2 separate regions of the Homo sapiens genome follow, and region 2 is linked to region 1. The links are chromatin loops, found by intact Hi-C in ENCODE. Cell type or tissue: A673. All regions are shown on one strand. Each heading gives the region's core, and the rest is flanking DNA. Links, peaks and the distances in the headings are about the cores only. Region 1 overlaps LINC02755 (long intergenic non-protein coding RNA 2755). Region 2 overlaps LINC02758 (long intergenic non-protein coding RNA 2758).

Region 1 (16,000 bases), core at 3,147-11,146:
TAGAGTTTGAAGGGAAGGAGGGGATGGACAAGATAGCACTGTGTCTAACTTTTAACCTGATTCCTGGATTCATGCATTAGTTCTCAAGAGAGGGATTTTACAAGGAGAAGTTGAAAGAGGGAGTTATTTCCCCGGGGACTCTGAGGGTCTGAATTAAAGTCATGCTTCTTCAATGCCTCTAGTGACTAATTTCAAGATAGGGTATAAGAAGGGGCATTGTTCCTCTCTGGCATGAAATATGAGTTGCCTCCATTTAGTGGTAATTTGATAATTTTATATTTGATAATATAGCTTTGGGTGTACTAGTAATTATCTCTTTGGCATAACCTCTCCCCAGTCTCAACATTATCACTAGCCACAGAAAGGGCCCACGAATCTCCATGTGCCCTCGCTGCTACCACTATTTTGAATGATCTTTGCACAGATAACCACCTGGCTTGCTCCCTCATTTCAAACATGTCTCTGCATAAACAGGTCTTCCATGACTCCCCTGTTTAAAAAGCTTGTCCTCACCTCCATCACTCTGCATTTTCTTACTCTGATGATTTATTTGTCATCACTGCATTTATCACAACCTGGCATATTGTATGTCTATTTGCCTACCTATGTATTCTCTGTCTCCTGCCATGTGAGCCCTAGGATAATAAGAACATTTCTGTTTTATTTACATTCTGTTTTATACAGTCAGTTGAACAGATAATATTATATAGGAGTTGTTTAACAAATATTTTTGGAATAAATTAATGACCCCAGTGCAATGAAGAATAGATACTAGCAGCAGTGCCAGAATCAAGGCGCTATCATCAATTGACTCTAACAAACAGTGTAAAAACATGGCATAAAGGTTAGTGAATCGTAAGTAACTCCTATGGTGGCCTTTAGAAGTGATTGGGGCAGACTTTTAAAAAGATGCTGGAGGTTATCCATTGTGTAGTTAAGGAGTAGTCTTGCAGGATTTCAATTATTACCATTAATGCAACTTCATTTGTATTTATATCTTGGTGAAGCCTGAAGAAACCACAGTGTGATCTTAAGTCCTTTCTATGATTAGTATGCATCAGGAACTAATGGTGTCTCTTGAGTTGGAGTCAATTGATGTATTTTTGGGAACATGCTTGTGCCATGTCACCTAGGGCTCAGTCTGAGTTCTCCAGGTATCATTAACTTTACGAAGACTTTGAATATCCAAATTGCTTTGATTTTAAACTCACCATTTATATTTTAGGTAAATTTAATGCAAATCTTCAGTTCAAGTGCACAGAATTTGTTTAAAAACCCTGAAGATGCTTTCATGATCTACACATCTGTCATTGCTGTTGCTTATCACCGTTCCTGGGAATCTGGCACTTCATCAGCCGTCTTTCTTTCCATGTAATGAACACTGTTCTCCCTGACTCAGGTGACCTTTATAACCCTAATCTTATATTTGTCATAATGCCCCTCACACAGCTAAGGCAAACCATAGTTGAATATCATTACAGGTTTAATAATAACAGAAGGGAAATTCAATAGGGAAAGTTATTTACAATTCCTACAAGATGCGGCTATTCTTAGAAACTATAGACAAAGACTTTCCCGTATCATAAAATTAGCTATCTGTCTGGAATAGCCCTGAAAATACTTAATATTTATATGCAAAGTTACTCTCAATCAATCACTCTTTTATGTCCGGTATTGATACCTCTTCTCAGGATGATTTACAGTGGAAAAGCCAAATTTCTCCCAAATTCTGCCCTTATGATGACCTTGTATAATGGCCACTAATAGTACAATTCATTATACTACTGTAGTCAAAATCAGCATAGTTCTCAAGATACATGGTAATCATTGTTGAATAAGTTATGACAAAGCTGAATTTAGCCATCGCTGGTCCACTTACTTTTTAGAATTTATTCTCCCTCTACACGTGCCCATAGAGATCACTGTATTTTCCTCCAGAGTTTTATCCTGTATGTAGATCCTGAAAAATTAGTTCTCATTGCATTGAATAATATTTTCTCATTTTCTTTGTTTTTTTTATCTTTTATTTTTAACATCTCATTAACAGAAAACTGCAGGAAATTCAGAAGGTACAAATGAACAAGCTAAAACATTTGTATTACTTGGTAATACAAACAGTATTACCAAATAATGACCACTCTCAAAATAACATTTGTTCTTTCTATTTGTATATATTTATAGTCATATTAAAATGGTTTATATTGGAATATCATTTTCCATTTCATAACGTAGCATTACTGAGACAAGTATTACATGTTTATGATTTCATAGGATTCCATGAATAGATATGATATAAATCATTTAATCTGTCAGCAGTAAGATATTTAGATTTATTCTAATCATTCACTATTATTTGAGAGCTGTCATGAACATTCCTGTAGCTATATGCTTAACATAAATTTCTTGGGAATTGCTGGGCTAAATTACATAATTTTTTAAAATTATGATAAATAATATCAAATTGACTTCCATGCCAACTAGGAATCCATGCGAATGACTATTGTCCTATACTTGTACCAACATTTTTATTCCTTCCCCTCTCCTTCTCCTCCTCCCCCTTTTTCTGCAATATTTAGAAATTTGAATAGTTAACCATGGTTTTTTAATTTTTTAGTTTGTATTTCTTTCCTAACAAGGCTTAATATTTTAAAAATATTAGTCTTTTGTACTTTTGTTATTTGTTTGGCTAGATCCTTTATCTTGTTTTTAGTAAAAGTATTTCTCTTTGTTTTCTTTTTCATTATTGAACTCTCCTTTCAGTGATGCCTAAAATGGAAGTTTGTTTCAGTTGTAGAAGATGAAATACTGGATAGTAAAATACTAATTATAAGTAATGAATTTTCTGTCATTTAATAGTCTAAAATGATTTTATGCTGTCATATTTGCTGAAACCCTTTGCCCACCTGGAGGGCTCCCTCCTGATGTTCCAATGACTAGTGGCATCCTAACCCTCTAACACGTAGATCAAGGTATATCAAGGGTGACTAACTCAGTCCTGAAACATCTGCTCTTCGCACTACACGATGAGACTCACAGAGAAGTAGCTCACTGCTTTTCCTTGAGCGGGCCTCATAAAAATTGTTTAGTCTATTTCTCTTTTGATTTTTTTTTTTTTTGGCAACCGCGTTGCAACTCTTCTGAGACTAGGGGCCACATCCTTGTTCTCAAAGTATTTGAGTGCAATATGACCTTCTAGTCCAATAAAAGTGTTGTGTGAGGTGAAATAATGAATAGTTTTTGAGTCTCTTTTCTACAGCACACACTGTCACTTTAAAAAAATTACATAAATTATAAAATATGTTTTATAACTATTTTTCCTCATTTTTCCGAAATGGAAACCATAGTTCAGAGAGATCAAACAACTTGTTCAAGTTACACAGCTAGTCAGTGTAACTTGGATGGGGAGAGGTATCACACCCGTATCGATGTGACTTCAGCACTTTTGTTCTTACGTTACTGTTTTCCCAGCCTTTTTAGCATGGAGCTTCCCTCAACTAGGCAGCGAAGTATACACTTGACAATTTGATTTGTTATTTATCCAGGAAGAGCAAAATCTTGTGAGAACAAGTGTTTTATCCATTTCTGACTCATTTCAATTCCAAGATAATATTCTAGCTTTTATTTCAGTGAATAATGCTGGTAAGTATACACATATCTTCAAAGCTGTAATTTATATCTGCCTAACCTTCTCTTCAGAGGGCACTAAAGATTACTGGTCATGTCAGCTCACTTCTGAGACTAGAAATTATATTACCATTTTCTATAAAAATATTGAAACATGCACAGGCACCACACCAAAAGAGGTTGTCATATCCCATTTTTAAAATTACAGCAAAGAGAGTGAGTTTTCTCCCTTCAGATACTGCATGGTCTATTCTTTTTTTTGTTTGCTTGACTGTGTCTTTTTTTTTTAGTATCATTTCAGCTTAGAGAAACTGGTTATCTTTCAGGATAGATTTTCTCTGCTGCTTGAATGCTCTGCTCACCAGGCATTGATGAGTTGGTTGTTATCATTATTACAGAAATAAAAAAAGGAACAGTGCAATGAAATAACAAACGATAGTCTGAGTGATTTGGAAGCTGAATTTTGGATGCTACATCAACATCAGGGCATGAGTTCTGGGAGGTGTGATAATATTAGTTATTAGCCTGGATCACAGGATTTATCTTGTTTCCTTATAACATTTAAATATTTCACTATACATTCAATATAATACACATACACAGACATAATAGAACTTGGCTGATAGAAAATTAATATTTTATTTGTATATACATATCTGATATAAAAATTATTATGTGCATTTATATTTTCCTTATAGTTAATATTGTTCAATCTCTGTGAGGCATTGGGGAGAGAAAAAAAGTCCTTCTGCACATTCTCTTGTATTCTCAGAATACAAGTAGGGGCTGTGGAGGGTTTTTTTAAAAAAATCTTTTCAGTTTTTGTATTTTAATTTTTGTAGATACATGGTCTCACTATGTTGGCCAGGCTGGTCTCAAACTCCTGGGCTCATGTGATCCTCTGGTCTCAGCCTCTCAAAGTGCTGGGATTACAGGCATGAGCCACTATACCTGGCCTATGGAAGGTTTAATTGATACTTACAGTTACTAGCACTGCAGATATTTGCTGTCTGGATAAATAAATGAATTAATAAACATAAGCATCGTTTGATTCCTTTCTCCACTTCACCTCCTCTGTTAATCAATTGCAGAATTTTGGTCTTTCCTTCTCCTTTTTGAATTGTTTTTCTCTCCACTCACAAGACCATTATGAGAATTAGGCACCACATCTGTCCTAGGGGAGAAGTCCTATCAACTCCAAAGTCGTCTCAATCCATCACCTGGCTTCAGACCCTTGCTCATATCACACTAAATGTTATCTATTTACAAAAGAAAATATTCATCAGATTTCTCCCTTGTAAAATATATTTTAAGTAATTCATTGACAAATAATAATTATGCATATTTATTATGTATAACATATTGATTTGAAATATGTATAAATTGTGGAATGGCTAAATTGAGCTAATTAGCATATGCATTACCTCACATACTTTTTTTTGGCGAGAACAATTAAAATCTCCTCTTTGAGCAATTTTCAGGAATACAATACATTGTTGTTAACTATGGTCACTATGTTGTACAATAGATCTCTTCAACTTATTTCTCCTATCTAACTGAAACTTTGTATACCTCCCTGCCCCCTCCAATTTTTTTGAAGTTTAAAGAAATGTTACTTTATTTTATGTACAAAGTATGGTTTCTTCCATTGGGTAAATGCATTAAATAATCTATTCAAGAAAAATAACTTAATCCAACTTGATGAACTGATGAAACACTGTTTTTTATTCAGTCCCCAAAGCTGAACAAGACACCTACAATACCCCTCCAGCAACTCCAGGCAGCTAAGATCTGCCATGACCTGTTTGTCTCTAACTTACTAATGTCACTACTGGGAACCTCATCTTCCTAGTTCAGAATTTCCCACACTTATATTTCACTAGACCTTTTGCCACAAAATGCCCAATAGTTAAATAAATATGAGAAAGACTGGATTAAATAGGTCTTCATATTGTAGGACTTTTCTGAGCTTTTTACTCTGCAAATTTATACGGTAAATTGGGGGCAGAACATATCATATTTCTCAAACTAGAATGACAATTGAGTACCCTCTCTGTGTTCCTTCTTTCATTTTGAGCAACACCTGTCAAATGCCCTGGAATTCTGGGAGAAACACTACTTTAGTCATTCTTCGGAGTGGTATTCACATCCCTACCTCATTCTTTGCTCTATTACTCTGCCTTGAATAGTGTCTCTGTGTCCTGCCTTTTCTCTCTGCTTGGATGAACTCTATGCTTATTTGAGAAATTTTAAAAGTTTAAGTTTGTGTTTATATTAAGACAGCCAAGCTACATAGGCAGCTAGGACTAGGAAAAGTGGACTCTGGTAATCATGTGAAGATTTTCATGGAGCAATAGGTTCTAGTGATGGAGGAAAATGCTAGTCAGAAACAGGACAAAAACAGGGAAGTACAATGTCATGCAGACTAAAGAATGAAAATGATTTCACTCTCACTGAGTGAAATCCTGTGACAAAGTTTGATGGTGCTAAATTATACACGCAAGCTGATAATTATGAGGATTACCTCATTAGAGTGGAGAAGTTTCAACTGTAATTGCAGGTGTCTTATTCCCTCAGGCTGCTAAAACAAAATATCCTAGATTGAGTGGCATATAAGTAAGAGTAATTAATTTCATACATTTCTGCAGGCTAGGAAGTCCAAGATCAAGGCACCAGCAGTAGCAATTGAAACTGAGAATCTTATACAGGGCTTGCATAAATAAAATAAAACTGATAAAATTTCTCTAAAAATAATTTGGAAGTAGGTATTAACTTAAATGTGGTCAGATTCTTTGATCCAGCAATTCCATTTATAGAAAACTTGTCTACAGAAAAAAGTAGCGATGTGTGTTCAGATTAATAGCCAAGGCTGTGTATTACAACAAATGTTAGAGTAGTAAAAAATTGGGCAATCCAAATTCCCAAGTATATGTATAATTATCGAAAGCTTTATATTCAATATGATTGGAAGTGTATTAGTCTGTTTTCACACTTCTATAACAAACTACCTGAGACTAAATAATTTCTGAAGAAAAGAGGTTTAATCAACTCACACTTCAACAGGCTTAACAGAAAACATGACTGGAGGCCTTAGAAAACTTATAATCGTGGCAGAAGGTGAAGGGGAAGCAAGCACCTTCTTCTCATGGTGGCAGAAGAGAGAGAGAGAGAGAGTGAAGGGAGAAGAGATACACACTTTTAAACCATCAGCTCCCATGAGAACTCACTCACTATCATGAGAACAGCCAGGGGGAAATCCACCCCCATGATCCAGTCACCTCCCACCAGCCCCACCTTCAACATGTGGGGATTACAATTCCACATGAGATTTGGGTTGGGACACAGAGCCAAAACATATCAGGAACAATTATAAACACATGCACATGCACAAAGGCAAAAGTAGAATGGGAAAAAATAATAGTTATTTCTGGATTGTGTCAGTATAGATGATAATTAAAATCTTTTGCTCCGTATCTTACATGTAAAATTTATCCATAAAATATATATATATATATATATTCATTTTACACTCATAAAAATTATTATTAGGAACATTGGCACTAGTTACTAGTCTCACTTTTTATATTTGAAAATACTTAATCTTTCATATAATCAGGGAATGTCATTCCCAGTTGTTTACAGATGCTGTCATACTTCCAGAATTCAGATTTCAGTGTCCTGGCCTAATATTTGTGTGGTTTTGAAGCCACTTACCCTCTTTAAACCTCAGTTTCCTTATCTGTAACAGAGAGATAAAAATAAGAATCACTTTTAGGGATATTAAGGGAGTCAAATGAAGTTAAGAGTACATAGTAGAGTGGTTGGCATAGAGTAAATCAACAAAATCCAATGTTATTGTGAATAACTTTAAAACAGAGACATCTACCCCAATATGTTGTTGTAGGAATTAAATAAACTAATATATTTCAAAATGTCTGTATTAGGACCTGGCATACAGGAGACCTTCAAGAAATATTAGCTCCACTCCTCTTTCTGTCCTGCCCTTTTCTCCTGCCTGTGGAGTGGGTATGCTCCACTCTCCAATGGAGCAGGCAGGAAGCCAGGTGCAGAGTGTGCTGCCACCTAGCGGAGCACTGCGTATGCACAGAGGCAGCCTGGTGGTGTTTGTTTGCTTATTTATGTATGTATTTATTTTTCAGGAAATCATATAAACCCGTTTGTCACACACCTACACAGGATTTCTGCTGCCCTTGCCCTCTGCCAGATTGGCTTGCTTTTTCTTCCTAATGCAATTTTGTAGAAGATTTTCACTTGTGAGGTAGCTGAACTAGAACCAATTACATTCTGTTATAAAGGGCAAGGAATGGAAAGCCACACCAGCATTCCTTCAGCTCGGTCTTTGTAGAGATGCCTGGGTAAGAAATAAATGGGACTCAGACTGTGATGGGGGAATCCAGGGGGTCTCCTCCCGCCGTGTGGTGCGTGTGATTCCAAGGAGCAGAGCTGCTAGTCTCGTGGTTGTTCCTCTTTTATTGGGTTTCCAAAGTGAAAGAGAAGGAAGCTGCAGTGACCTCCCCATCATGGTAGAGGACAGAGAGAAAGATGAGAACAGTGTAGACCACTCTGAAAATGGGGTTCTCCCCTCATCCTTTTTCTGAGAGCTAAGGGCTTGCTCAGAGTGGCTATATATCATGGAGGTCAGTAAACACCTCTCTCATCAAATAAAACCATCTCTCAATATTTCATGGAGGAAAGCTTGAGACAGAGAAAAAGCATGGACCTTAAACCCTGTTTTAGCCACTCTTTAGCAGTGCAATATTGGAAAAGTCACGTCACCTCTCTATGCCTCAGTTTCCCCAATTTTAAATTGAGAATAATAATGATCGCGACTCATTTGTAAGATGACATAAAACAATGGGCATTAAGATATGAGATAACATCCAAACACCATAAAGTTTGACACTTGGGGGAGTAATTTTTAAAAAGCCCCTCCTTTTCGTTGTAGGTTGCATTCATTTTCTATCTAGGCTGCAGCCTGGTGAGGGAATGGTGGTGGGGGCTAGGAACTGCAAAGAGTTGTTTCAGGGCCCTCGGGGTTTACCACTTGACAAATAATAGTTCTGTGATTATCCAGCCTGGCAAAGAGTCCAGGGTCCAGGCTGCAGGTAGGCAAATTAGAAAGCAGCAATCAAGTACTTGGTGTCTACTGTGGGTTATTTCATAGTTAACATGATTGGCTAGGTATCAGTGGATCTGGGCTCCAAGCCCAGTTCTTCCATGATCTTACGGTGTGCCTTTGGGTAAGCATCTATCTTAGACATTTATTTCTATGTCCAAAGAGGTTAAGTGAATTGTTCAATTTTACTCATCTGGTCAGGTCTACATTTCAAACCTTGTCTTTCTGATTGTAAATCCTGGTACACTCCAGTCACAAACATTTTGAAGCCATGTATCCCTTTAAATCATTTTGAAGTTGAGTGCCTGCCTATTCAGTTTACCATCGAACTAACCCTGCCAACACTAATATCCTCCTCACATTGCTCAAATAATGGAGATAGTTTCTAGAGAATGTGTCTGATTTAAATAAGGAGATTCTTATTTAAAAAGTTCAGAAATCACCCCGAATATCTGTTATTTAGTTACTCTATCTTAAGACTTTTTTTAGCCTACAACATGTTTTACAGCCAAACCTGGAAGGAAGGTTCAAGAAAACAATGTGGACGACACAAGGAGGATGAAGAGGCTCTTTGGGGTTTATATGGTTTAGAGATAGACATAAATTTGAATTTATTTTCTCCATTTTCTTGCATCTTCTCATTTCTTCTCCCTGCCCCCCACTCCAGCCTATTAGTCTAGAACTGCTTAAACCGCTGTGTATTCTGTCCCTTTTCTGTGGTCTGGAGTCGTAGGACCAGATTTTAAACCTCAATTCTGCCACTTACTAAATATGTAAGTTAAGGAAAGCCACTATACTTTTTGATCTTCAGTGATTTCATCTACAAAATGAGAATAATGCTAACTACTTCTGAATGCCTCCGTATTAAGTCAAACCTGGAGTTTACATTCCAGTTTCAGAAAAGTCATCTAATTTTCAATTATTCAGTCACTTCCTAGTTCTTAGTGCTTCTAAGCAATATGTAGACATCATTCTCAGTCCTCGTGCTTCTGACCTCTTGGGGAATTGTGAACAATCTTGAATTCAGAGATAATCCATTGTATGTGTTTGAAAGTTAGTAAAACTGAATCTACTGAATTTGCCTGCCTTTTTGTGGCTCACTTGGGACGTAGTATAGTATGCAATATTTTGCTCAGAATGGGAAAAAATAATAGTTATTTCTGGATTGTGTCAGTATAGACGATAATTAAAATCTTTTGCTCAGTATCTTATATGTAAGATTTCTCCATAAATATATATATATATATATATATATATATATATTCATTTTATTGTCTCTTGACGATATATTGTCAAGAGTATATCGTCTCTTGAAGTATATTGTCTCTTGAATGCTGTGATGTGTAATGACACCTCATGGTTGATCTACTGAGTTCATTTAGGCAGAATAAATTAATTAAAGTGAGTTTGGGGTGTGAGAACAGCAAATCCACAGTGAATTGAGATTTTTCTCTTTTAATTCATTGTTGCATCATAGGTCATGAGGATAGAGCCCTCATGTATGGGATTAGTGCTCTAAAAAGACCTCAGAACGTTCCATTTCTCCTTCTGCCATGTGAGCTGATAGCAAGAAGACAGCTGTCTATGAACCAGGAAATGAATCCTCACCAGACAGCAAATCTGCCAGCCTCTTGATCTTGGACCTCCCAGGCTTCAGAAGTTAAAAAAATAAATTTCTCTTGTTTATAAGCCACCTAGCCTATGGTGTTCTTTTATAGCAGCTCAAACTCATTAAAACACTCATTTTAGCTGTTTTGCTTTCAGCATTTGTATAAGTTCGCATAGAGCCCAGTTGGTCTCAGAACAAGGTGAGTATATCAAAGAAAATGGGTATTCAATAGGCTTTATGGTACCTGGGTTGGAGGGGAGGAAAGGATGCTTGATACTATATGGCACCGTGAAGTCAGACCATACTTCCATGTTCATGATGCCCTTATCTTTTGAAGTAGTAGTTCAAAGACGACCCTAGGAAACTGACCAGTCCTGCCACATTCAAGTAGGCTTCCTAGCTATTGCCAGATAAAGGACAGCCTGGGAAACAGGATCTCTTGCATCAAGTCATAGAATTCATTCACAACCTATTTGTTTCCTTTATTTGTTTTATCTTAACTGGTTGAACAATGAGGTTGAGAGATGGATGAAGGGCAAGAACTAGAAAGAGTATACAAATTGCTTTGGTAACTTCCAATCTCCTGAAGTTCAGTAATGGTAAAGAATTGATGTCTTGTTTTCTAATGAGTCATCAGAACAAATTCAGTAAGAGATGGACAAATAGTAGAGGGGTAGAGCAGAGACTGCTTCAATTCAGGACCACCTGGGCACTGGTGTTACTCTGAAAAGTGTGTAGCAGGGGCAGCCTGAAAAATCCTTATAACACATCTCTACATTAAAGCTGGGGTAGTAGCAATGAGGACAGAAACTATTTGGCTTGCTGACTTTTAAGGTATTTTTTTGCCTCTATAAGCTTGTAATCTGAAAGGTTTCCCACCAAGCATAATTTCAAGACAAATATTTATGAGGAATTTTAAACCTCCCCAAAGTCAATAACTTATCATATCTCCTCTCTCAAATTTAAATGCTCTGCAACATACAGAGTGATTACTCATATCTATGGGGTAGGAGAGACAGTCTAGTGTGGCAACCATTTCACTTTGGTAAGGTCTGACTTCTTGTTTTGATTTTCCAAAGATTGGCTGCCATGCTACTTTGCACCCCATGCTAATTCTTAAAAAATGTGAAATTATACATTTTGTTTCAAGGAAACTTATCATCTTATTCTTCCTTTGATATAGATTTATGTGTTACAGGGCTGCTGTCCAGTTTGGTGTTTTTCAGCCACATTCTAAACCATTGGTAGAATAAGGTTAAGTCCCTGCGCATGTGCCTGATCAATAAATCTATCTTCCAGATTTCTGTCAGAGATAGAAAAAGTTAATTTCCAATACTATTTTAATAATTAGACTGCTATGCACTTATTAGTTTTTAACAAATCCAAGGGAAGTATCCAAGGATGGTTCTAAAAAAGTAGTATTGGGCATTAAGTCCAAAGTATAAGATGTAGTAAAGTTAAAGATGAGAAAGTCAGTAACAAGGCCACCACTCAGGGATTGAAAAACAGTGTGAGATAATACTGATATGGTTTGGCTGTGTCCCCACCCAAATCTCATCTTGAATTGTAGTTCCCATAATTCCCAAGTATCATGGGGGTGACCTGGTAGGAGATAATTGAATCATGGGGACAGACTTTTCCTGTGCTGTTCTCATGATAGTGAATAAGTCTCATGAGATCTGATGCTTTTATGAAAGGCAGGTCCCCTGCACATGTCCTCTTTCCCCCCACCATGTAAGAAAGATGTGCCTTTGCCCCTCCTTCACCTTCTGCTATGATTGTGAGACCTCTCCAGCCATGTGGAACTACGAGTCCATTAAACCTCTTTCCTTTATAAATTACCCAGTCTCAGATACATCTTTATTAGCAGCATGAGAACAGACTAACACATATACTATGATTAGAAAGAGTTGAGCAAATCCTAGGATTCAGTCTGAAATGTTGAAGGAATGTTTGTTGGAGTCCTGTCTTGTGGGATTTCACCAAGGGAGGCTTCATGACTATGAAGACCTGGACAAGGATGGAGACAGACATGGACCTCCTCCTTTCCACAAATGTGGAAGAAAGAGTTTTGGAAAGACTCATTGTTCCAAAGCCCAGTTACCAATAGTCTGATCATTACAAAAGTCTCTTCAAGGTCCCTTGTCTTAAAGGCAGCACAGAAGCCTGGATCATAGCTGTCATTCATCTAGAAAAACAGCTTTGGTAGAACTCACATTAGCAGTTCAGGTGCCTCTCATCAGATCAGATTGGCTTCTAGTCATCCCTTGCCTTGTATTCTAGCCCTAGTGACCAGGCTTCTCCCTGGTTTCAGGGAACAACATACCATTTTGTACCTTATGTATGAATTGAGGCCTAATTTTATTTCTTAGTTCCAAACATGTTCTGACAAGGCTGAAGCCTGGTGTTGCCAATTCCATTCCTTTCCAAGGTGAAGATTCTTTGCCTCACTAGCTGATATGTTTTTGATCTGTGTCCTTGCCCAAATCTCATGTTAAATTGTAATCTCTAATGTTGGAGGAGGGGCCTGGTGGGAGGTGATTGGATCATGGAGGTGGATTTCTCAGGAATGGTTTAGCCCCATTCCCTTGGTGCTGTTGTCATGGTAGTGAGTGAGTTCTTGCAAGATCTGGTTGTTTAAAAGTGTGTGGCTCCTCTCCTGTCTCTGTCTTGCTCCTGCTCTGGCCATGTGATGTATTTGCTCCCCCTTCACCTCCCACCATGATTGTAAGTTTCCTGAGGCCTCCTCAGAAGCCAAGCAGATGCCAGCATCATGCTTCCTGCATAGCCTGCAGAACCATTAGCCAACTATACCTCTTTTCATTATATTACAAGTCTCAGGTATTTCTTTATAGCAATGCGAGAATGGACTAATACACTACCACTTCTAACTCAGTTTGGACTCATGATTTGTTCTCAGAAGTCTCTCTGTTGCTTTATAGAATCTTCACCATACTGCCTCTGTGACTCCCCACTGCCATGCTCAATCCACTTGTAGAGAAAGTGTCTTATTTTTCTAGTTCCAGCAATGCCATCCAAAGGTTTTCCTAGGTGGAATCCCTGACAGATAGCTCCCTCTTCCTTTCTCCTTTAGTACTACCTGGGAGGGTGATCATTATTTGCTTTCCTTGGAACACAGAAGTTGGAGGAGAATTCCCAGCGTAATTTGCCTCATACCTTAAGCCCAGATGGCTTTCAGCACTGTTTCAGAAGTAGTCTCTAGAAGCAGAAGTCAAGAAGTACAACATCCTTTGTATTAGCCTGGTTTCTCCAGAGAAATAGAACCAATAGAATGTATATGTATATTCCGTCTCTCTCTTTCTCTCTCTCTCTCTATATATATATACACACATATACATACATATGTATATATATATATACTACATACATATGTGCTTCACACATATATACATAATGTATATGTACATATATATACACATCTGTATCTCATCCAAAACACTTTCACAGAAACACCTAGAATAATGCTTAACCAATATCTGGGTTCTCTGTGGCTCAGTCAAGTTGACACATAAAATTAATTATCACATCCTTCCTCTATTATTCCAGAGGCTGAAAAATACACGGTGCACTGCTGCAGTCACTAAATTCAGGGTCATTAACATGAATATGATTTTCCAGGAAGGAACTTTAAATGCTTAGCCTTGAAGAAGAGGCAGCTTAAAGAGAAGAGGTCTTTCTATCACCCTTTCATGGGTTTTGGTCTGCATTTCCTTTAGCTATATTCCCTGAGCACCCACCTACCTCTCTTATCAGACCCTTTCCTTGCCCATCCCACAGCCTCCACCCTTGCCCTGTCCATGCCTCAGGTTTGCCACAGGGCTGGGTTGCTTCCTTACTCTTTGCTGAAAACAAATTCATAATACATTATAATAGTTACAACAACAGCTGTCTTCTCTTGCATGCTTATTGTATGCAATATTTTACATATATTAGCATGTTAAATCCTCATAACAACCCTGTGAGGAATGATGATGCCTATTTTGCAGATACTGTGAGAGAAAAACAAAAGAATTAATGAACTTGCTCAAGGCCACACAGCCATGAAATGGTAAAACCACAATTCAAACCCACATATGTCTGACGCCAGAGTCTGTGCACAACATAGTTACACACTGTGCTCCCTGCCCCGCAACCTCTCCAAATTATTTCACCAAAGGCTGAGTAGCTGGCTCAAATGGAAAATTTTATCTCTGATTCAGTCTGGTAGCTCAACACAGATCCGAACTCAGTGATCTTTTCCAAGCGTTGGCATAAACAGAAGGATTGAAAATCCTATGTGACTTCTCTGTGAGCAATTAAGGGGCTGCATTCCGTAGCATGCCATTCAGCGTTCACTATTCATCATCACAAACTTTCAGACACACTGAAGGTCACGATTGAAAACAGTTATTTTAAGAGATGGCATTGTTCTCAAAAACCACAGTAGGACCATTGCAAAATGATTTTAACTCAGATCTATATTCAGAGATGAATTCTTCTTTCAGCTCAAATGACGCAGGTTTGTTAGTTGGGGTGTGAGTAGGAGGTGGGGAGATAAAAAAGCAGGGGACAAGTATTCATTCTTATCCATCTCTTGCTCACCTTCTGATAGTTATTTATTTCCCCTGTACTTTTCAAACTCTTTCAAATTCTTTGCCTCAACCTAGCATCTCCATTTCATTTAATTTGTCATAGGAATATTTTTCAATAAGGGGAAATCTTTAAAGAAAATTGAAAAATATAAGACATCTGCATAATAAAATCTTTTGCAAAAGATGCAAGATTTTCTTTAGGTCATGCTTTCCTCTAATTTTTTTCCCTCCAGAATTATTGCAGGGAACGTGCTAAAAGCCTGCCCACCTTTCTCCTAGGATTTTGCTTTACTTTCAAACACTCTCTCTATTGTCACAATGTATTGCCATTGAAGATTTCAAGATTTGAGAAAACAAGGTATGAGAGGGAGAAGCTACAATATATGCAGATGATAGATGAGATAGGGTTGTAGATGGAATGATTGGTCTTAATCCTTTGCTTCTCTGAGGTAATAGTATAGATTAACCCTCTTGCTCTTTCTATGCAGTGCATTTTCCACCTCTTGCCTTTGGGCTTGCCCATGTGACTTGTTTAGCTAGTTGAATTTTAGCAAATATGTCATAAGCATTGTCTTTTTGCACAGGTGTCATCACCATGAGAAGGACATACCACCCCAGAATAAGGAGAGGCAAATGGATTAGACTTGAAATGAACCCAGAGCCTGGATTCAAGCACAGCCAAACCCAGCTTGGATCTCATAATTCCCAGTCCTGTGCAGAAGAACCGTGAGACCTACAATATATTTCCATACCTTCTTTCAAGAAATAAATGCTCAATTTTGTAAGACACTGAGGTTGAAGGTTGTTTGCTACACCACATTTTGGTGAAAATAGTTGACAGTGACACCAACCAAATCAAGAATAATCCCACAACACAGAGCTAGAGTACATGCAACTTCGGCATCTACTAGTATTCACTAAGTGCCAACATTGTGCTGGCATCTTTGCACGTTCTCTCATTTCAATTTTACAACAACAATAAGAGGTAAGCATTATGTAATCAATTTAAGTTTCAAAAAGATTAAATGACTTTATTAA
Region 2 (16,000 bases), core at 4,363-12,362, 800 kb after region 1:
CAATTAATTTTAGCAAATGCTGGTGATGACAAAAGAAATGAAGAGTTTTAGCACCAAGTGCCTCAAATTTTGTCATTTTTCTAACTTATTTTTTCACCAGTTTTTAGAGAACCTATCTCAAGGTTCACATCTGGCAGCCAATGGGCCAGATTTTACCCACAAGTATATTTTGTTTGGCCAGCGAATATTTTGTTTAAAAAAAATTGAATTTGAAAGACTTTATGTTGGTTGTGTGCTCCATAGCTGACCAAAGGCCTCCCTGTTTTGTTTAAAACATGTATATATTCTTGGGTCTAATGGGCATTTATGATCATGATATCACACACATGCAACAACAACAACAACAACATAGTTATTATTGTACTTAAACTTATCTCCTAAGCCATAATGTAAGAAATTCAAAGGGAGATCCTTTGGAATTTCCCATTCGTCTGGTTCTGTGTGTATGGCAGGGAGTATTATGACCCCCACTCCCACCCCCACCCCCAAGGATATTCAATGCCTTAATCTCAGTACTTGGAATATGTTATCACCTTACTTGGCAAAAGCAACTTTGCAGATGTGATGAAGGTTAATCGCTTGAGCTTAAAATAGGGATTTATCCTGGATTATCTGGGTAGACCTGATATAACCCCATAAGCACCTAAAAACAGAAGAAAGACACTAGAGAGATTCAGCGAATGAGAAGAATTTGCTCTGGCTGGCTTGAAGATGAAGAAGACCACATGTCAAGGAAATGGGGACCTCAGACCTACAACCACAATGAACTGAATTCTGCCAACAACTTGAATAAACTTGGCAGCAGATTCTTCCCTCAGAGCTTCAGAAAGAAAGCGGCTCCTCTAACACTTTGATTTTAGCCTTTGAGACCCTGAGCAGAGAACACAGACACAGTATACTGCACTTCTGACCTAGAAATCTGTGGAATAATAAATGAACATTGTTTAAGCCACTAAATGTATAGTAAAAAAGCCACTAAATGTATAGCAAAAGATAACTAAGGTAGTTAGTGTCCTTAATAAAGTATCATTATCAAAGTATATCTATGGTTATCACAAGTCTATCTTTTTCCAGAAAAACTTCTTAGATTATTGACTCGCATCCCTTAAATTCAGAGCTTTTATCTGTACCGTCTTATGGTCTGTCTTTTCTACTTAATTTTTGTTATTTAACTTTTCATGTGTATATTTACGACTTCTATTAAACTACTGAGAGCTGCTTGAAGGCAGGGACTGGGTCTTCTATCCTCAAAATTAACTTCTGAAAATCTGATTTGATCAGGTCAATGTAGTACTTAAACTATTGTATGGTTTTCAAATGCCATTATCACTAATAGTGTTTTCTGGGCATGGCCAACACAGGTACAGAGCATGATTTGGCCCCTCTCACCTTCATAGTTTCATTTCATAAGGCATCATGGCACCCTCCAGCTGGAGCTCCAGCCACAGAGGCATCAGCGCAGTTTCTCTGAATGGCCATGCTCGTTCCTGCTCCAAGACCTCTGCATATGTTGTTCTTCTTTCTTCGTGGGACTCTCCTCCCTTCTGCATCTGGTAAATTCCAAATGCTTCTTTAGATGTCAACTAAATGGTCACCACTTCCTGAGAGAAGCATTTCCTGGCCACTTTTACTAAGTCAAAAAATCTTTTTATAGTGTAGTAATTCATTTTGTGTTGCTATAAAGAAATGTCTGAGGCTGAATAATTTAGAAAGAAGAGGTTTATTTGGCCCATGGTTCTGCAGGCTGTACAAGCATGGCACTACCATCAGCTTGGCTTCTGGTCAGAACCTCAGGAAAGTTTTCCTCATGGCAGAAAGTGAAAGGGGAGCAGGTGTGTAATATGACAAGAGAGGAGGTAAAATAAAAAGGGGGAGGTCTCAGACTCATTTTAACAATTAACTGTCACATGAACTCATGGAGTGAGAACTCATTCATTGCTGAGAGAACAGCACCAAGCTATTCAAGAGGGATCCACTCCCATGTCCCAAACACCTAGCACTAGGCCCACCTTAACATTGGGGTCACATTTCAACATGAGGTTTGGAGGTGACACACTTCTAAACCATATTAAATAGTGTATCATAATATCACTCCTTCCTTATTACAGTTGCAATTTAATGTTCATCTGTTACAATCTAACCCATGTCATATCACTTCTTTATAAATTTCAACATGTCAGAGACTATTTCTATTTTTTCCTTCTAGTCCATTCTCGGTAGCTAATGGTGTTTGGCATATAATAGTTGTTTGTTTAAAAAAAAACAGATCAATGCATATATAACTCTTATAGGCAGAATAATGTCATCCCCTCAAAATATCCACATCCTTATTCCTGGAACTAGTAAATATGTTAGATTACATGGCAAAGTGGAATTAAGTTTGCAAATGCAATTAAGGTTGCTTATCAGTCAACTTTAAGATTATCCTGGATTATCTGGATGGCCTCGTATAATCTCAAGGGTCTTTACATGTGAAAGAGGGAGATAGAAGAGAAGAATCAGTCAGGAAAATGTGAGGAGAAAAAGAGTCACAAACAGAGATGCCATGTTGCTGGCTTTGAGGATAGAAGAAAGGGGACATGAGCCAAGGAATGAGGCAGCTTCCAGAAGGTGGAAAAGACAAGGAGATGGATTCTCCCCTAGAGCCTCCAGAACCAGCAAAGCCCTGCAAATGCCTTGACTTTATTCCAGTGAAACCTATAAAGCATTTCTAACCTACATAACTGTAAGACAGTAAACTGGTGTTATTTAAGCCTCCAAGTTTGTGGTAACTTGTTACAGCAGCAATAGGAAACTAATGGAATAACCTACACCATTTCTTTGCCCACAGAAATGCAATATACTTCTTGATTGACTTCAGCTCAAACAATGTTCATTGAGCAAAACTAAATTGTTAACAATGTAATGCATTATGACAAAATATATATAATTTAGAGCTAGAAAAAAACTTTAAAAAATAGCAAGCACTTCTAACTTATCTCCCCCATTACAGATAAAAGCAAAATGAAGCTCAAAGATGTAAAATAACTAGCAAAAATGTACATATCTAGCTGGTGAGAAACCCCAGGGAGACCACCTATGTTGTAAGACAGTGAGAGAAAAAAATTAATGAGAAGAATTAGGGAAACAGCTTTGGATAATCTGTTCTACATATGGTGATCACAAGGAGTAACAAGTAGTACAGCATTTTTCTGCCTTGCAGATTAAAAGGCTAGGAGGTCTCTACCCAATTTTTAAAAAGAATACTAAATAAAAAATACAATAACAAATAACAGATTGGCTGCAAGAGGAGAAAAAGTACTCTCTGAGTAGGATTTGCCACATGGGATTAGTAGCTGTCTCATTATCTGTTGCTTGAGTTTTAAAAAATTGCTCACATTGTATAAATAGATTCCTTTACTCTTTGGAACAAAAATTATATGTGTTTAGGTTGTAAAATGGAATACTGGCAAGCCAGAGAGCTAGCTACTATGCTAACAAATATCAGTGGTTTCTTTTGTGTCATAATATAGTAGGCCATTGGTTCATGTCACTAATATGACTTGCTTTTTCCAACAGAATTTATTTTAAATTGTACTGTTTGAGGCCTAAATGCATGTCTTCTGTTACCTACCAGATCTGGAGCACTCTAAGTAGAAACTAGTGCAAAGCATCATCCTGCTCTGTGAATGAGGTAAAAGAATAATGAACACAGAAATAATTTGCACATCAGTGGCCTTTGATATCAGCAGTGGACTTTAGTTGGAAACTGTCAGGAGAAGGAAAAAGCACTGGGACTTCCAAACAGTACACCTAAATGAAGACAACCAGTCACTGTGTGTGGAATATGAATATTGTAGTCTTGGTTTTTCTGTTAAATTATTAGCTTTTTTTTCAACCTGTGACAAACTGTGATGAAAAATTTTCTCAGGCTAATAATAATCCTGCCATAACACAGGTATTTTGCAAGTCTCATTAATGTTAGTAAAACCAACTCCAGTTAATAGAAAGTGCTATGCAAGTGCAAATGGTTATTAAAGAGACTGTGTACAAATTAGAGAAAAATGACTAATAGTAACATATTGTTCTGGGATGTCTTCCCCCAGGCAAGGCAAAAAAATATCAGTCAACTAGTCAGCCAGCCTTTATTTAGTACCTAATCTGTTCTCAAAAGTACCCAAGCCTAGGGATGCAAGAGAAGCAGGTGGCCGCCACATTAACAAGAACAACTAATTCTGATGGCTAATGTTTATTGAGAACTCACTATATGCCAGAAAATTTCACCTGGATTAGTCACAATCTTCATACCAACTCCGCAGTGTGTAAATTTCCATTCGCATTTACAAATGAACAGTCATGGGAAAGTTGTAAAGAAGTTAAGTGTCTTACCAAAGGCTACACAATGAGTATATGTGGAGTCCAGACTCACTCCGAAGCAGATCTTCCTTCCACTCTGTCATGTTTCTTTGGAAATGGTACAGCACGTTGCCAAGAGTCATAGAAATAGGAAAATTATCAGAAAGTAAACTGTACACAAATGCTTGCACTATTGGTCCCATCAGCAAACGTACATGCTGTCTTTAGAAACCAGAGCATGGTGGTTAAATGCTCAGACTTTGGACCAAGATTGCCCAGGTTCAATCCCACTTCCTCCATTTAGGAAAGTTGCTTGATGTGACTCAGATTTTTATCTCTACTACCACTCTCATGCGGTTGTTAGGAGGAATCTCATATACAGCACCAGCTTCCTTAGAGGGTTGCAATGAGAGAACACATACACAGCACTTAGAACAGAACCCGGCCCAAAACTAACACTATGTGAATATTAGATATTCACGAATATCTAATACTCATGTGAATCAAAGCACGAGGGGGAACAACTGGCAAGAGTTTTGATAGGCAGCATTGGATGAATAAAGCAGAAAAAAATTGAAAGATTGATAAATCTGTTCTTTTGCTAGGCATTCACTGAGTGTGAGCCTAGAAATTAATGGGATAAATTGTTGGGCCTACCCTCAAGAAGCTTTCAAATCTTCATGCATTTATCATGGACGCTAGACTAGGACAATGAGTTTGCAGTTTGGTCTCAGGTGACTCAATCACATCCAAATATCAATGCGATGCTTATTTTTACCTTCAGCCTACAGCCTGATTACCCTCTCCATTCTTCCTCACCTTCTTTCTGGAACATCCAGTTCTCTTCATCTATTCACACCTTCTAGTCAATCAAAATTGCCACCTTGAAAATTATAAAATACTTTTCAGTCCATATACAGAAGTCTTTTCTGGTTATCTCCCAACCCAAGTCTCTCAAACTCAACAGGTCTAAGTGATCTAGTTTTTTAAATACATACTACTTTTTTATCTCCTATGCTTTCTGATATCAGGGCTTTTATTTTTCCACATTGTTCTTTTGTCACATAATGACTACTCCTTCCAGAACCAGCTCAAACAGAACTTCTATGCAAAGCCATCTATTATCTGTTCAAGGCAATTTCTCACTCTTCTGTACTCCTTCTAGCTTATATTTATAGCTATGCTTCCCTTACCAAGTTATAAAGAAGCTGATATTGATTTCTTCTTACTTCTAATACCTTAAACATGAAGATTATCCCTGGTATCTGGCATTATCATAGCTATTCAGACCATTTAATTAATTTCTACTGCACTCATATTCTACACCATAAAATTTAGCCCTTAGTTTTGCGTATACAACTTGATAGTATTATTGCAGGGCCAAGACTCATCACTTGAGCAAAATGATAATCAGTAAATCAACAAATAATTGGTGGAGTCATTTCCAGCTTTCTGACTCAGTTCTCTAAAGCATACAAAGACAGTCTCCTAAAAACTCAGTATCTAATTGGAGGAAAACAATACTGATCTAGACATAGGTGACTAAATTCTTAATTATAAATCTCTTTCATACATTTTTTCATCTCCTGATACATCATCCATAGTGATGGTGCTTGGGAGATAAGCCCTAAGAAGTTGATTTATATTTTATGTCCTCCAGTTGGTTTCATTGGAGATAAAATTTTTCTTTGCTTAGAAACCAGAATTACAGGATGGCATGCGTATGCACAGATGGGTGAGCAACTATTAGCAAAGGAAGACTTTGGGGAGCCATTTAAAAAAACAGGATGAATTCTGAATGGAAAAAGGAAATTACCCTAAAGGGTAAGTATAAAAAAGCAGCATGAGTGTTCCTTATATGAAATGAGAACATTTTATAAAAGGATTTAGGGAGTAATAAAATCAAATCTCACATTTTATTATTTTACAATCATCCTTTCTCTTTGATAATAGGAATATTACCTATAATCATTATTTAGCTCATACATACAGAATTTCCTGGAAAAGAGGGACAGAAGACACCTGAGGAAAAGTATATACGTTTATGCCTTATTCAGCCTTGAAGAAATTGTTAAGCATTTTCTGCCACATGGGAGACTAGAAAATCCTTCTCTGATTTTTCCTCTGGCTCTCAAGAAATCAAGATAACTTGCTAATGAAAGCTATGCTCTCCTCTTTTAAAACTGTATGGTCCATGGTAAATTCCAGGGTGGAACTTCTAGATAATCCATGGTGGCCTTCACCCTCAACTCTTAAGAGTAAAGTAAAATACGATGGATATCAATGAGCATTTTTTTAATTCGTTGATTTATTCAACAATTATTAAACATTTCCTAAGTGCAAGGCAGTATGCCAGTTGCTATAAATAAGAAATGGAAAACTTAAAAGATAAATAATACTAGTTAACTACTAAGTGCTAAGAGCTTTACATGAATTATGTTAAATCTTGTGACACTCCTTAAAGTATTAGTATTCTCCTCATTTTACAGGTAAAGGAACTAAACCTTAGAAAGACTGAATAAATTTTCCAATGTCTTATTACTCACAAAGTGGCAAATTTAGGATTCAAATCCAGTGATATCATATTACAGAAATAAGAGGTTTTGTAGAAGAAATGACATTGAATTGGGCTTTGAATTATAAACAAGTGCATTAGTCAACTTATGCTATCATGTGCTGTGGTAACAAACAATCCCCAAATCTCAACAACAATTTCTTTTTTCCTCCTGTATTGCATGTCCATTGTGGTTCAGCTGCACATCTCTTTTATTCTGCAACTAACCTGACAGAATATGACCTATGTGGAACACACATGTCTGATGGCAGAGGAAAAAGAATAATGACAGAACCATGTAATACTTCATAAAGCTGCTGCTCAGAAGTGACTTAAGTAACTTTCATTCACATTTCATCAGTCAAAGCAATTTACAGGTCAAGTTTGCTGTCACTGGAGTATGGAGGTAAAATTCTCTTATGGGGAGAGATAGCAGTCCTTGGGAAATCTATTACAGCAAGGTTTAGACAAGTGGATATGAGGAAGAACATTCTAAATAGAGAAAATAACTTGAATTCAATCACCATAAAAAGTAACCATTTATGCATTTATGGCAAGTGGAGTTTCAAGTCAATATGGAACATTATTTAAGAGGTTCAGAAAAGGACAACGGTTTGGAAATATTTGTAGGCTGATCTGACAGAGATTGTTTAACACGGAGGCAGTTGAATAAAAGGGGAAGAGGAAAGAGAGACTGACTCAGGCTTGCAGAAGAATAGAAAAGTTTCCCTCTCCTACTGTGTGCCTAAATGTCTGTCAATAATATCTATACAATTTAGAGAGTGACACCAAACACCCCCATCTAGTTTCTGATCTACTCTCATGACTTTGAGCTGGGCTGGGCATTGAAAGCCACCTGTCTATGCTCACAGCCCTCAGGTCTGAGTAAATTGGCCACTCACTGTCCACAGCATTGAAGTAAGAAAGGCAATTCTTCTATTAACACCCTTTTTTCTCTAAAGCAACCTACACAGCTGAAGTGATTTTCCCTTGGAGAGCAACTGAGCCCCTGAAGGGTTGAAATTGCCTTAAGGTTACTTTCTGAGTTTGATCCTGGGATCAAGAATAAAACACGGCTGTTTTCTCTAATTTACAGTGAGCTTTCATTTCCAAGGAGACTTCATCTAAGCTGTCTATACAATGCCAAATACCCTGTGAATATAGTGGAAATACTAGGGAAATAGAAGGTTGGTTTTGACATCAGGTAAATCTGTGTTATCTACCTGGTGACCGATGACCTGGGATGAACTTCAACTCACCTTACCATGTAAACAACTCCTTTAACAAAATCAAGACCATCTCACTTAGAGCTTTTCAAATCTCCTACAGTAGCTTAGGTATATTTTGACACATTAGAAACCAAAAAAAGCATAAAGTTTGTCATTAGAAAATCACCTGGCCTCTTGGAGCTTCCATGGTCTTACGGCAAAATTGAGACTTAAGGCTAGGTAACCTGGGTACCATTTTTATCCTCTTTGGTTACGTGAGAGGGAAGACCTCAAAGTGAATGCCGCTTTGAGAAAGGTTAGCTAAAAATTAACTGTCCAGAATCTCAGTGATCAAGCAAAAGCAGAAACCGTTTCACATAAACTTCTAAAAAGAAGGAAGTAATATTAGAGAGAAAACCAAGTGCCTAGGACATTGACATGTCCACACCCTCTTCTTCAATCCAAGAGGAATTGTTTTGGATAAATGATGAATGTGACAGACCATTGGGGGAAACTTTTCCAACTCCAAGAATTCCCTCGAGCTTACCAAATAAGCAAAGCATTTGAAAAAAAAAAAAAAGTAAAATAACAACAACAACAACAACAAAAATGGCCTTTTCATCTGATGAGGCCCTCTGAGCCTTACTCACAGAACAGTGTTCAAATCACAGAATTTTTAGAAGTGTAGTTGAACTAGAAATTCTACACCCTTGACTTGAAGGAACCCTCGGAAATACCATTTCAAAGCATCTTCAAGGTTTCCCAGTGAGCTCCAAGCCAGTGGATTTCAAACATCTTCCCGTGTGTCCCCAGATGGGGAGAGAAAGAAAAGCCAGGATTCTCAGAATCTGTTGTGTCTCTCCATCTCTTCCATCAGAGTGTGCTGCTTTTATATGTAGTATTATATATTGAACTTTCATGAACTATTTCTCTTGAAGAATGAACTCTAGTGCTTTGGGGAAAACAAAACAAAACAAAAAACTTTGAGAACCACTGCACCCAGCAGGAGAGATTAAAGAGAAAGCTTAACATGGCAACAGGGTCCATTGCCCCTGAGCTCCACCAAGCCTTTAGGAGCAGGGAGGGTAGGACAGTGGTAAAATAATCCTCAGGAACAAAGGCAGCAGGGAGGAGGAAAGAAAACAAATTCACCACCACGTTGCTCTTGCTGCACTCAAGCAGGCTCTGGCAGCAGCTTAGAAGGGTCCTGTTCTTTGCTAAACATTGTAGGAACCCAGCTGGGCTTGTCATACCCACTTAATAGCAGCACTTTAAGAAAGTGTTGTCATTTTCTTGTCGTACTCATTTCTCTACCCTCTATTATCTTTTCAAAATCATATTACAAAATATTATGAGCTTCCTGTATCAGACACTCTGGGTCTTAGTCACTCAATTATTAAAATTGTATGATTTTTTAAATTGCCATTATGTGTGGGCTGTCTTTACCGAAGCGACAAAGCAATTGAGTTAACCCAAATGGTGCTATGATTGCAAAATCAGAACATGGAAAATTATAGCCTTGGAGAGAAAAAAACAGCTATTTCACATCAGTGCCAATAAAATCCTGGGAAACTCACCATGACACCATTATGTTAGACAGAGCAGAGCAAATGCTCCCAACGTATTACCATGCTGGGTCATAGAAAAACAAAATCATTTAGGGTTGTTAGTTTTATACCAAGTTCCTCATCTATAGTAAACGAGGCCCTCTGGTAATGTGATGTGCTCCACGTGACACAACAAGGGCAATTCTGACCGGCTGTCAGCCGTTTCTCATTTCACCTGTGCCTGTGACCACACAGTCTGCATATGCCTGCTGTCAGAGCTGCCTCTCTCAATGAAGAACTGAGGGCAGAGCTCCATGCAGCCTGGGCTGTGCAGGAGTCTTCCATGGGCCAAGCTGGCTCTATGACATCCACTCTCCTGGCCTGATGAGCTACTGACAAAGCCAACTTGAAAATGACGTGGAATTTACAGGTGCTGCCCCAGGCTGATTTTTTTTCATGCAGCCAAGCAACAACTCCATTTCCCGTCATTCCGCAGATAATGGTTAGTATATGATCTGTAGAATGGGAACAAGGGTCCTGGCTCCCTCGTTTCTCCAATATAGACATCTGTGCTGGGCTCACCTAACATTAACTTGCACATTCAGCCTAAACCCAAACTGTGGAGTCAGTCATGTTGCTTGTCAGAGAGGATGATCTACAACAGTTCAGTCCAGGAACTTAAACACCATAGGGGTACATGGCATATAAAATTGGAGAAAGGCTAGGCACAGTGGCTCCAACACTTTGGGAGGCCAAGGCGGGTGGAGTGCTTGAGCTCAGGAGTTTGAGACCAACCTGGACAACATGGTGAAACCTTGTCTCTACAAAAAATACAGAAATTAGCTGGGCATGGTGGCATGTGCCTATAGTCCCAGCTACTCAGGAGGCTAAGGGAGGACTACTTGAGCTCAGGAGATGGGGGCTGCAGTGAATGAAATCATGCCACTATATTTCAGCCTGGGCAACAGAGCAAGACCCTGACTCAAAAAAATATATATACATAAATACATATGGAGAGAGATGTCACAATAAACACCGCAATAGGGTGTGATACAAACTCTGATGATATGGTTTAGATTTGTGTCCCCACCCAAATCTCGTATCAAATTGTAATCCCAAGTGTTGGAGGAGGGGCCTGGTGGGAGGTGCTGTTTTCATGGTAGTGATAACAAGATCTGGTTGTTTAAAAGTGTGTAGCACCTCCCTCTTCTCTCTCGTCCTTCTTCTCAGGCCATGTAAGCTGTGTCTGTTTCCCCTCTGCCTTCTACCATGATTGTAATTTTCCTGAGGCCTCCCCAGTTATGCTTCCTGTATAGCCTGTGGAACCATGAGCCTGTTAAACCTCTTCCCTAGGTAGTTCTTCATAGCAATCCAAGAATGGACGAATACATCTGAAGTCCATGCTCATCCAAAGGACACAGCACAGTGCAACCCAAATTACTCTTTCTAGGACAAACATAATACTAGCCTTTCCAGATGTTTTTAAGATGTCAGACACAGAGATTTTTATGTGAAGTGAAATTTGTTTAAGTTGCCAATGCTCTGTGTTTTTGAAAGCAAAACATGTTTGTTCATGACATTAATTTCCAATTGCTGCTGTAACAAATGATCACAAAACTAGTAGTTTAAAACAACAGAAATAGGTTATCTTAAATTCTATAGGTCAGAAATCCAAATTTTACTCCTGGGATTAAATCAAACTGTTGGCAGGGCTGTGTTCCTTCTGGAGGCTCTAGGAAGCAACTGGGCTTTTTTTGTTTTGTTTTGTTTTGTTTGTTCGTTTTCCAGTTTCTAGGGGCCATCTATGTTCCTTGGCTAATGGCCAATTCTCTCATCTTCAAATCTAGCAGCAAAGCATCTTCTAAGTTCTCTCTGACTCTGACACTCTGGTTTCTGTCTTATAAGGACACTTATGATAATAATGAGCCCAATTGGATAATCTAAAATAATCTCCACATCTCAAAAATCTTCAACTTAATCACATATGCAAAGTTCCTTTTGCCATGTAAGGTAACAAATTCACCAGTTTGGGGGATTAGGTTGTGGACATCGGGAGGCCATTGTTCTGCCTGCCACACCACCATGTTGCAATGTTCTAGAAATTTGAAAGAGCTCAGAGACTTGTCCTCAAGTCAGCCTTGAGTTGGTTCTCTTGCCTTTTATTTAATAACTAGATTCTAGTATCCATAATCATGTCTTTATTCTCTGCTCCCAATCTCCTTAACAACATTGCCTAGCTTTCAAGGTTCTACAGTGATAATCTTGATCCATAGTGCAGGGTTGAGGTCACACTGGTTAACGGGATCTCAGAATTCAAACTCTTAGTACTAAATTTGTCTACACTGCCTGGATTACCTCCAGAACCTGTCTTCTCCTCCCTCTACTAAATAAATCTCTATCCTAGGAATTGTAGCTTCGTATTTTTGCATTCTGAAGTCAGTTACTCTCATCTTCAAAGCTTTGAAATTACGAATATTTTGTGAAGGATTATACCTTTTCATTTTGCAGACACTCATTAACTATCACTTGAGAGCTAGAATAGAAACTGAGATGGATGCCTGGGCCTGAGAAGTTGCCATGAAGATGGAAAAATGAGATATTCAGAAAGCTGCTCCAAAGATGTAGATTTTACTGCGTTTATCACATTGAATAGGTGGGCCCAGATTTTGACGACAGTTTTCAGAATGAAAGTATTGCAACAATATATTCCTAGGCATGTATATATCTCTTCAAAACTAATGTGGGATCTCGCTTGGACCTCCCTGCTTATAGCAAAATCCTAGTCTCCTCTCAGGAAAATGGGGAAATGCAGAAGCTAAGCAAAGATCTGATTCCTGCAAGGGCAGAGAAAAGAGAGTAAACATTGCCGATGTGAGGTTTGATTTTCCCTTCCTAGTGGTGAAGAGTTTACTAAAAATTGGAGCCCAAGGCCATGGCATTTAATTTAAGAGTTCTGGATTTCCAGAGTGATTGAGGCCGTAGCAGAATTTAACTTTGCCTAGGGATGGACAGCATCCTGCCTCCCCAGTCAGAGCAGGAGACTGGACACTAAGCAGAGGCAGCTCCATACTATTTTCTCACTTTCTCTCCCTTCCCTCTACCATTCTTCCTCCTTTCTATTTCCTAAATTTTTTCCTTGGGAACTTCCTCCTGTCTACCTGTGGGGTAGGAGTGCCTAATTGACAGGGAACATTTGTATTCGTATTGTCTCCATTTGAAAGTTGATTTTGTTAGGTGGCCTTTGGCCTGTAGCCTGTCACTCAGAACATAGCTGTGCTTTCTTGCAAGAGCCTGTCGGACCTCAGGAATATTCTTTATCTTATTCAGCCTATGCGCACAAATAGCAAAGACTATACACAGACCATCACAGAACTGGACTCTGTGCTGCATCTGCCCCAAAGACATGTTTGGCTGCATTGTTTTACTTAACTGTCAATGCTTTGAAAATCAAGGCATTCCACAAGAAAATTCAGACAACCACGCTCTCTTAAAGCCATCAAAAGATCTGGCTTATCTGGGTCTGCAGTTTCACAGACAGAGCACATCTACAACTTAGTAGCAGCTTACTCTTTAAACAGGTGCACCTCCTCTAGCTTAGTCCAGCAACCTGACTACCCCAGTAGGCATTTGAGTTTGTAACCCATGTGGTATCATGTAGTAAATAAATGTATGGAATCTGGCTGGCCTACATCTGATTCTTGACTCCATATGCAACAGCTTAGGCTATTCTTGACTCTGCATGTAACAGCTTAGGCTTCTGAAGGCACTACTAAAGCCACTGGTAAGGGATCAAAGCCCATTTCCACACAATAGGAGACTCTAAATTCTTTTACTGCATCTGAATATTCTTGCAGTGAGGATTTCTAAAAACAAGCTGGCCATCAATTGGTTCTTTGAGATCACTTTGTCGTCTACAGATTAGTGATTTGAAATTACTTCTATTTCCAATTATATTTATTACATGTGGCCCACCTCCAGTGTTCCATGATGTGGCACTGTGAGTGGGCTGTTGCTTTTTCTGTTTAATACTTGCAAACTCATAGCATGGCCAAGATGATCATTTAGTAGTGAAGGATACAATAACAGGGCCAGGTCATCTCACCCACACCACTCCTGGTGTCAGCTTCCTGGGGTATGGATTCCATTTCAGACACAGCATCTGTTCAATATCACTTTCAATACAGTCCTAAGATTCAGGAGAAACATTTTAGTGCCAGATAGATATTTAAAATTTAAAAAATAAATGTTCTCAAGAGACTGTTCATTGAGCCATTTTATTTTCAGGATGCACAGGAAATGTTTGTCTTACCAATTTGAAATAAATGTAATTGACCTTTTAAACACAGAATCTGAGTGATTTAGAGAAAAGAGAGAGAAACATTTCTACCTAATCTTATTAGAATGAATAACAATGGTGACTCTTCTATAAGACCTTCAGCTAATAAGAGCAGAATGTCCCTTCTAATGGTTGTTAAAAGACTGGATATATAGATATATGAAGACAGAAGAATTAGTAGCAGGAGTCCAGTTACCATATCCCAGAGAGAGACCATGAGAGGAGCATGACATTGCTAGGCAACGCTGTGCAGTTAAACAAGTTTTCACTGGCTCAGTGTGGTGTAGTAGGTAGGAAGCAAAATTCAAGAAAAGCACAGGGAAAAAAGAATGACATTGTTTATTTTAATAGGATAGGGATGGAGGGAACAAAGGCAGATATACAAGTTAGCTGCAGCCAAGTTTTCCAGGATATGAATGTGAATTCTAGAAAAAATAAGAATTCTAGAAAATTTTAAACATTTATTTCAACAAATTAAAGATTATTTCTTAAAAATAGGGTTGGAGACATTATGCTTTATATAAATTACACTATGGTAAGAGTAGTCATACTATTTTAAAGATAAGGAATGAAGTTCAGAGAAGTAGGTTCAAGTACCCAGCATTCGATACTAGAAACATAAGAAGCCAGGATTTGAATACACTCCTGTGTGATGCCAGAGCTCATGCTCTTTCTATTAGTCCATCCTGGGGTTCTTTTACTGAAGAATAATTCCTTAGATTTCCTGAGTCTTCAGTTGAGGTTTCCAACAAAGTCACGTATTTTTTCAAGGAAAACACATTGGTGCAAATAGCTATTTTTTTTCTCAATCATTCAACAAATACTACCTCTTCTCTCCCAAGCACTGTTCTAAATGCAGGAACTACAGTGGTGAAAAAATGAGTTCCCTGCCCTCTTGGGTTTAAGTGGAATTTGGATAGACTAGCAATAAATGAGTGAAAAATAGATTATAATATTTTAGGTGGAGATGAGTGCTATAAAGAAAAATACAGCATGATAGGGGAATAGGGCAGGGTAGGTTAGACAGATATACACAACCTCTCTGAGACATTATCAATCTACACTCATGTCTAAGGAAGACTGCCTTATAAGTTTGTTTGTTTGTTGTTTGTTTTTGCTATTACTCTGTTGTATTTGTGTATGTATTTATTTATTCATTTTCTTGTTTTTGTATTTCTACTTCAAGGAATTATAGCAATGGGTTTCTTTTCTAATTTATTGATTTTGTCCTGCAAATGCATTACCCTTCCCAAATGAATATACTGAAACTAGGACTTTAAGTTCTTTGAGAGGACCTGCCTCACTTTAATCATTGCCTCCTAATTGGTGCCTTGCTTCCATTCTTACCAATGCACTTTTGTTCTCCACACAATAATCAGGGTCATGACATTCACAGCATTCTTCTGCATGAAACCCTCCAATGTACCCCATGGAACTAAGAAGAAAATCTGCTCTCCTGAATTTGATGCCATGATCTAGCTCCCACCACCCCTCTAGTCTCATCTTGTACTTTTTCCCTGTGTCTTCTACCCTATTATTAGGCACTGCTATGATTAGGGGTTTTATTGTAACAAGGGGATATCATTGAGCTCATATCTAAATTGGTCATCTCAAACATCTTTCCAAGCTATTTCTTCTTTACTCTTCTAGTAAAAAACAAATCCTAGGGAGTAAAATTGGAATTCAGCATTCTATCTCTCCACCCTTACTTCTTACCTCCCTCCTATCACATAACGTTCTTGCCATCCAAACTAACATATAATATATGATCTATTCACACCTCCCAATTCCCCCTTCATTCTTTCATTTCTGCCTCTGAAACAGTTACCAACTCTCTGCCTCTCCCATTTCTAATTACCTATGTCTTATCTAATTTAAAAATATATCTGGCTCAGTTATTACCTCCTCCAATAAAATCTTCTTTGATTATCTCAAAGGAACAGAAGCTCTCCCCATCTCTCACAAGTTACATCTCACTTTCCAATTTGTATTGTAATTTTCTATATTTGTCTTGGTAGCT

The links. A loop is a pair of places that touch in the nucleus more often than their neighbours do. Peaks named below come from ENCODE experiments on the same cell type or tissue, not always from the same donor. Only the 100,000 strongest peaks of a DNase experiment are listed, where the experiment ranks them.
Region 2: it touches region 1 in a loop (2.4-fold over the local background); 7 of 110 quality-filtered maps call a loop at or near these places.

Annotation. Positions count from the first base shown.
Region 1 is chr11:29,335,629-29,351,628 of GRCh38, reverse strand. LINC02755 (long intergenic non-protein coding RNA 2755) reads left to right here. Exons shown (of 4, transcript NR_183754.1): 4 at 15,547-15,751. Among named protein-coding and RNA genes, the nearest start is that of LINC02755, 250 kb to the left of the region's middle. In A673, for the core only: a CTCF peak has its summit at 7,727 (motif pointing left); a DNase peak (open chromatin) is centred at 7,688; H3K4me3 peaks cover 451 bases; H3K27me3 peaks cover 4,662 bases.
Region 2 is chr11:28,540,983-28,556,982 of GRCh38, reverse strand. It overlaps LINC02758 (long intergenic non-protein coding RNA 2758), which reads right to left. Exons shown (of 8, transcript XR_002957243.2): 2 at 13,723-13,830; 3 at 1,390-1,617. Among named protein-coding and RNA genes, the nearest start is that of LINC02758, 10 kb to the right of the region's middle. In A673, for the core only: no CTCF peak of the experiment used is centred there; DNase peaks (open chromatin) are centred at 9,332 and 9,612; H3K27me3 peaks cover 3,473 bases.